2 separate regions of the Mus musculus genome follow, and region 2 is linked to region 1. The links are chromatin loops, found by intact Hi-C in ENCODE. Cell type or tissue: left cerebral cortex. All regions are shown on one strand. Links, peaks and the distances in the headings refer to the core of each region. The heading gives the core; the rest is flanking DNA. Region 1 overlaps Galnt18 (polypeptide N-acetylgalactosaminyltransferase 18). Region 2 has its middle 46 kb from the start of Gm33204.

Region 1 (2,918 bases), core at 195-2,694:
CCTCAGAGTTTGCTTGCCTAGAGCATCAGACTCCCAGTTTAGCACTTCTGTTTAGACTGAACAAATCTCTGAGGGTAAGCAACAGAAGACACCAGAGGGAAGCTGGATGAGAAAGATCACCAGAGTCACTTCCCTATGGCAGTCTACTCCACTGTGGTCCATAGAACATTTCCAAAGATGGTTAAAGGGGTCTAGGAAGAAATAAATAAACCCCTGGAGTATAAATAGTGGAACACAGCCAAATTCACTTCATGCTGCTTTCTGACCACTACCTCGTGCTAGCCAGACTCACAGGCTATCCTGGCTCCTGATACTGAGGGTTCTCTATGGTTTATCAACCAATACTGCATCTCTGTAAGAAGTGGCATTTTCTTTCTTACCCCTGAAGAACATTTCCTGGCTTTTATCTCTTGGCCTGTGGCAGAGAAGCTTAGAATGATCCCTCTTCTCAGCCAGGAAGGTGAGTTAGGTACCTGGTATTTGATAGAAACACAGTGGTGGCTCTAATGAAGGATTGTCTGTGTCCAGGAAGCACCCTGTCAAACCTATGGCTTCAGCCTTGGTGAGTCCCCATATGGTTCCAACTGTTTCTAATAACCCATCACCCACATTCCACAGGGTTGTCAGCCTTTTAGAGGGACCTTGTGCCACCTGGTGTCTTTTTCTTGACAGATTTTCTGTCTCACAACCAGCCATTCATACCTTATGTAGACCTCCTCCAAAACCCGGTTCTCCCAACTGCACCTTTGCCATGGTACATGCATCTAGTGTCTTCGGGTCCAGTCCAGGTCTTCAGTTCCCACTCAAGAACCTACCGTCCTCTCATCATTACTCTCCTCTGTTTCCCACTCCTCAGAATAAGCAGCAAACCCAGGACAACCCTCTCCTTAACTTGCAAGGGAGACCCAGACAGTGAGCATCCCATGACACCCCGAGGACCTAACACTGCTCCAGGGCGTAGCTCATCCCCAGTCTTAGTAGTAGGCTTTTCAAACTGTCTGAAGGAACAGCCTGTCTGAGGCTGAGTTTGGAAAACACCTCAGACACCTGTATTCACTGGCACTCCAAGCAATTGCTTTAGAGGCAGTGGGAATGCACAGGCTGATGGGAAGCTAATGTATTCATAGAGGACAGCGCCTGCATAATCACCCTCATTTCTCCAGCTCTCCCTCCGCTGGTCATTTATTCACCACCCGCCGGCTTCCTCGCCATCTCATTTCAGCACTGCTCCTGGATAAATGCTTGCCCCCAAACACAATCTGTTTCACCAGAAGCAGCTGTCAGGAATCGGCCGAGCGGGCAGCACCGCCTCCGGTCACTTGTGTTCTCTGGGTAAAAATGTCCAGAAATGGGGAAAGGAATTAGATTTGTGAACTCTGCTTCCAACATATGTGTGAGTCAATCACACGGTGGTGGTGATGTCTGGCTCTCCTTCCTTAAATTATAAAGCTATTTTGGAGTGTGGGCCTGGGTGAGGCTCTCAGATATGTGTTAAAATATCTCCGGGTAGTTTCGTGTTCAGGGTTTCAAATACAGTATAAAATATTGCCAGCCTTTGTTTTCGATCTCTTGCCTCCCACTGGACAGAGATGAAGCATCATTGATGGCAAAGGAAAAGGCAGCTTTTAAAACAGGGCACAGCCTCTCTAAGCTGGTGGAACTAAGTGCACAGGGAGGGACAGTTCGTTTGTATTTTGGTTCTTCCTTGAGGGGGTGCAGAGTTGCTGACCATTTTCTGTCTTCCTGTGTGGTTACCGCTACCTATTTTTCTTTTAAGTTTTTCAAGCGAATGTCTCAGTGCCTCAGTCTCCTGCCTGAGAAAATAATATGTCTAATTACCCCTCAGGATTGTGCGTCAAACCGAAAGCCATCACTTTATCACTTACATCTCCTTTATGTAGCAGCAACTCGTGCAAAGCCCTCATCTGCTTTGGAGTAGGCAAATAGAATACTTTGCACATATTGACTATCTGATGTGTATCTGGGATCTTGCTAGTCATTTTCTCTCATGTTCCCTGTGCATATGTGTGTGGGATGTGCATGTGTTTATGTTTGTATGTGTGTTGGTGTGCATACACATCTGTGTTTCTACATGTGGCAGCCCTGCTAGGTTGATGTCTGGAATCATCCTCAATTTCTCTTCCACTGTGTGCACTGAGTCAGGGTCTCTCAATCAAACCTGGCACTCACATTTAGCTAGGCTTGCCAGCTGGCTTACTCTGGAGTCTAGTCTCAACCTTCTGAGGGTAGCGTTACAGGCAGCCCACCACAGCAGCATTCACCTTGGCCTTGGTGTCTGAACTCTGGTCTTCACACTTGCTTGGTAAGCACTTTGACAGATGAGCCCTCTTCCCAACCCTGAGGCATTTTTTTTAATGCTATCCAACCATAGATCACTCTAAAATAGACCTTTTATGGTATCTCCCCTTTATCAATTGAAGAAACTGAAATTATGAACTTGTATAAGGTTCCAAGGTCCTGCAATTGGTAAAACACAGAGAAAAGACTCAAGTCCGGGACTTTATGGCTCAATAGATATATCACAGTGATCAAGCCCAGGACCCAAGTCCTTTGAGACTCCTCCCCCAAGAAACATCACAATGTTTGTGCTTTCTTTCTCCTTTAGACTCAGCTTTGCCTGTTGAGTGTCCCTTTAAAGCCCTGATAATCTCATTTTACACTCAATTCTAGTAAGCTCCCACCCCTGGCTTTAGAATCTGCATGACAATGAGGAAAAAGTGAGACTTGCTGGAGTAGGAAGTAAGAAATAAGAGCTGACACAAACAGAAGGCTGAAAATTTGTATACTTCATAGCTCAGAGACTTCTTAGTCTTAAGAATGTATTCCAGACCTGGCAAGGACATTAAAAAAAAGTTAGAAACTGATATAGGCTTAATTGAGTCGCTCTCCCCCCTCAA
Region 2 (2,918 bases), core at 247-2,746, 420 kb before region 1:
ACTCACCTGGTGTTATGCTAAGGCAAGACCCCTGGGAGGACACTCGATGGTTAGAAAGAATGTCAGTAACACTCAGTGGACAGTGATGGGGCTCTTGAATAGCTAGCTGTGCAGCTCTTCATTGGTCTCTCATCTTTGCTGATCTTACTTCATTGAGAGAGGCACGACAGAGAACTCTTGGAATTCTTGCTGGTCCTGGTTGCTCCCACTGCCTTGGCGCTGACTCCTGATCATTCAGCAGAAGCCTTGTGGTTTCTGCTGGATTGTGCTGCCATTGATGATTCATATTTGGTGGCACTTTTGAACTGGACTACTGGTATCCTGACAAATGGAGATTGGCCCCAAAGAACTACTTCTAAGCATGTCCACGTCACCTTGTCCTATTTACCATTTTTCTCCCCTACTTTTGGATGGTGGCCTAGAAGGAGGGAGTGTCAAAGCATTTGTGAACCCTTATTAAAGTAGGTTTTGAAAAAATCAAGGCCTACAACAGATCCACAGGAGATCCATGTACCAGAGGCTAGGAAGGGGAGAACAGTAGCATCCACTCCCAACTGTCACCCTCTTTCCCTTCCTCTTCTTCCTCCTTCTCTTCCAGAAAAGTGACCAGGCCTTGAAAGGGCCTATCTACAGTATGAATTCTTCAACTGGCATTAATACGCACACTTCTGAGAGTACTTCCAAGTAAAGGCAAACATTTTTGACCTGACCTGAAGGAAGATGGATCTCTAGGTCTGTGGCCAGACTCACTGATCCTAGGAGAATAACCATTTTTGGGGGTGGGGTACAGTGGGGTATGCTATAGCATTATGGCTGTGAAGCAAAACCAAATATCTTACATGACTCCTGAGACCTTTCAAGGAAATTACTGTCCCTTGATGTCCAGACAAAGCCTAGCTGGGATGAGATGCAAGGTAGCTTTTAGGGTGCTCTTACTAGTTAAGTTCCACAGAGATGCAGAATTGTCTCCAAGCAGGAAAAAAAATAACGACCACATTGCATGGCCCTATAAGAACACTTTCAAATATTCAAGCAGAATATAGTGTCTTTTGAATTTAGGAGCCCCAGAGTAAGGGTGGCATTCACACACACACACACACACACACACACACACACACACACACACGTCAATTAAACCCTAGAATTACAAATTCCTGCTACCAGGGGGATCTCTGAATTCAAGGCTAGCCTGGTCTACAGAGTAAATTCCAGGATAGCCAGAATTATACAGATAGACCCTATCTTGAAAAACCAAAAAAATGAGAAAAAATAAATAAAATTTAATGGCAAAGAAAAATTGGAAATTGCCAAAAACAGACAACTAAGTTTTTAGCCAGGTGGTGGCGGCACACTTCTTTAATCTCAGCACTTAAGAGGCAGAGGTAGGCAGATCTCTGAGTTTGAGGCTCACTTCCTCTACAGAGCCAAGTAAACAGAGAAACTCTGTCTCAAAAGAAATAAAAATAAAAACAAAAACAAACAAACAAACAAAACAACAGTAGCAGCAACAGCAAAAACCAAGAGCCTACTACCACATGCTACTTTATTATGTGGGTTCTGGTAGTCAAACTTAGGTCCTCATGCTTCATTGGCAAGCACTTTATCATCCCAACCTGTGCTCACCCCTTTAACACCAAAATGCAACCAGAGGCATTCTGGGCCAGAGGCATTCAGTTCCTGCTTAGCTTAGGAAAGGCAGTTTTTTTTTCTGAACTAAAGGCTACCACTAACACCTTCATGCAAATTTTTCTCTTGCATCAAGAGGAGAGCATTGACTCATCATGAGATCCCGCTTGTCTAGCTCCTCCTTGTTCCCCAAGCATGCCATAGATATTTACATTTCCTGGCTTCATCTCCTTGAAACCTCTTATCTAATAGCTTTTATTTTAAAAAAAGCCAAGGTAAAATTCACATAACATAAATCAAATGACTAAGATAAATGTCTAATCCAGTGACATTTAGCACATTTACTAGTTGTGAAACCACCATCTCTATCTTGTTCCATGACATTTTCATCATCCTGAAAGGAAACGGCACCATCTAAGCATCCACTCTTGATTTCTCCCTTCCCTGGTCCCTAGCAACCACTCCTCTACTTTCTGTCTCTATGGATTTACCTATTCTGGATGTTCATATAAGTAGACTCATACAAAGAGTCCTTTGTGCCTGGATTCTTTACTCAGCTCCATCTCGGAGCTTCTCAGTGCCACTGTGCAGCATGGAGAGAATGCAGGCTTTGGACTCAGAACTGGACTTGAGCTCTGGCTTGACTACTTGCCGATTGTGAGTCCTGAGAAAGTTATTTCCCCTCTTCTGAGCTTTAGTTCTCATTCATGAAATGAGAGGATCAATCCCTACCTCACAGCTGATAGGACTGAGAGATAACAGGCAAAATTGCATGGTCTGGTGCCTGGCACACAGTAGATAATTCCTCAACACCAGAGGGAAAGGGAGTTCGTTTGAGAGCATGAGGTGCATCGTGAGCTGAATCTGACCTTTGTCCCTCGTCATGCATCTTCTGAAACTCTGAGCTGCACAGTGCTGGTATTCTCCCTGAATCCCTCTCCTTAATCTCTTTCCTTAAACAGTTTCTCTTGCAGTGAGTACCCGCAGCCTCAGCCTGCTAAGCACACACATTTCCCCAGCTGTGTTCATACCCTCACTGAACTGCATGCCTTTAAAAGGGCAGATGTTATTTTGCTCTTCTAAAAACTCCATCTTTTTGAGGGTGGTCCCATTTTTAACTACCTTGACATGTCACAGCTCTGATATCAGAACCCTGGGATAGTAGTGTAGCATCCAAGTTATACCTCTGGGCAGTTCTGGCATGCAAAATGAGCATTATATGCTCCTTCTGGTTTTGGGTAATAGGATCACTTTCCATGTCAGTTGCTTGGAAATGCTATATATATAGCTCC

The links. Peaks named below come from ENCODE experiments on the same cell type or tissue, not always from the same donor. Only the 100,000 strongest peaks of a DNase experiment are listed, where the experiment ranks them.
Region 2: it touches region 1 in a loop (3.0-fold over the local background); 12 of 42 quality-filtered maps call a loop at or near these places.

The regions. Positions count from the first base shown.
Region 1 is chr7:111,545,540-111,548,457 of GRCm38, reverse strand. The region is part of intron 6 of Galnt18 (polypeptide N-acetylgalactosaminyltransferase 18); the gene reads left to right. Among named protein-coding and RNA genes, the nearest start is that of Galnt18, 230 kb to the left of the region's middle. In left cerebral cortex, for the core only: a CTCF peak has its summit at 1,201; a DNase peak (open chromatin) is centred at 1,280; H3K27ac peaks cover 255 bases.
Region 2 is chr7:111,962,597-111,965,514 of GRCm38, reverse strand. No RefSeq gene overlaps it. Among named protein-coding and RNA genes, the nearest start is that of Gm33204, 46 kb to the left of the region's middle. In left cerebral cortex, for the core only: a CTCF peak has its summit at 1,331 (motif pointing right); DNase peaks (open chromatin) are centred at 1,802 and 2,062.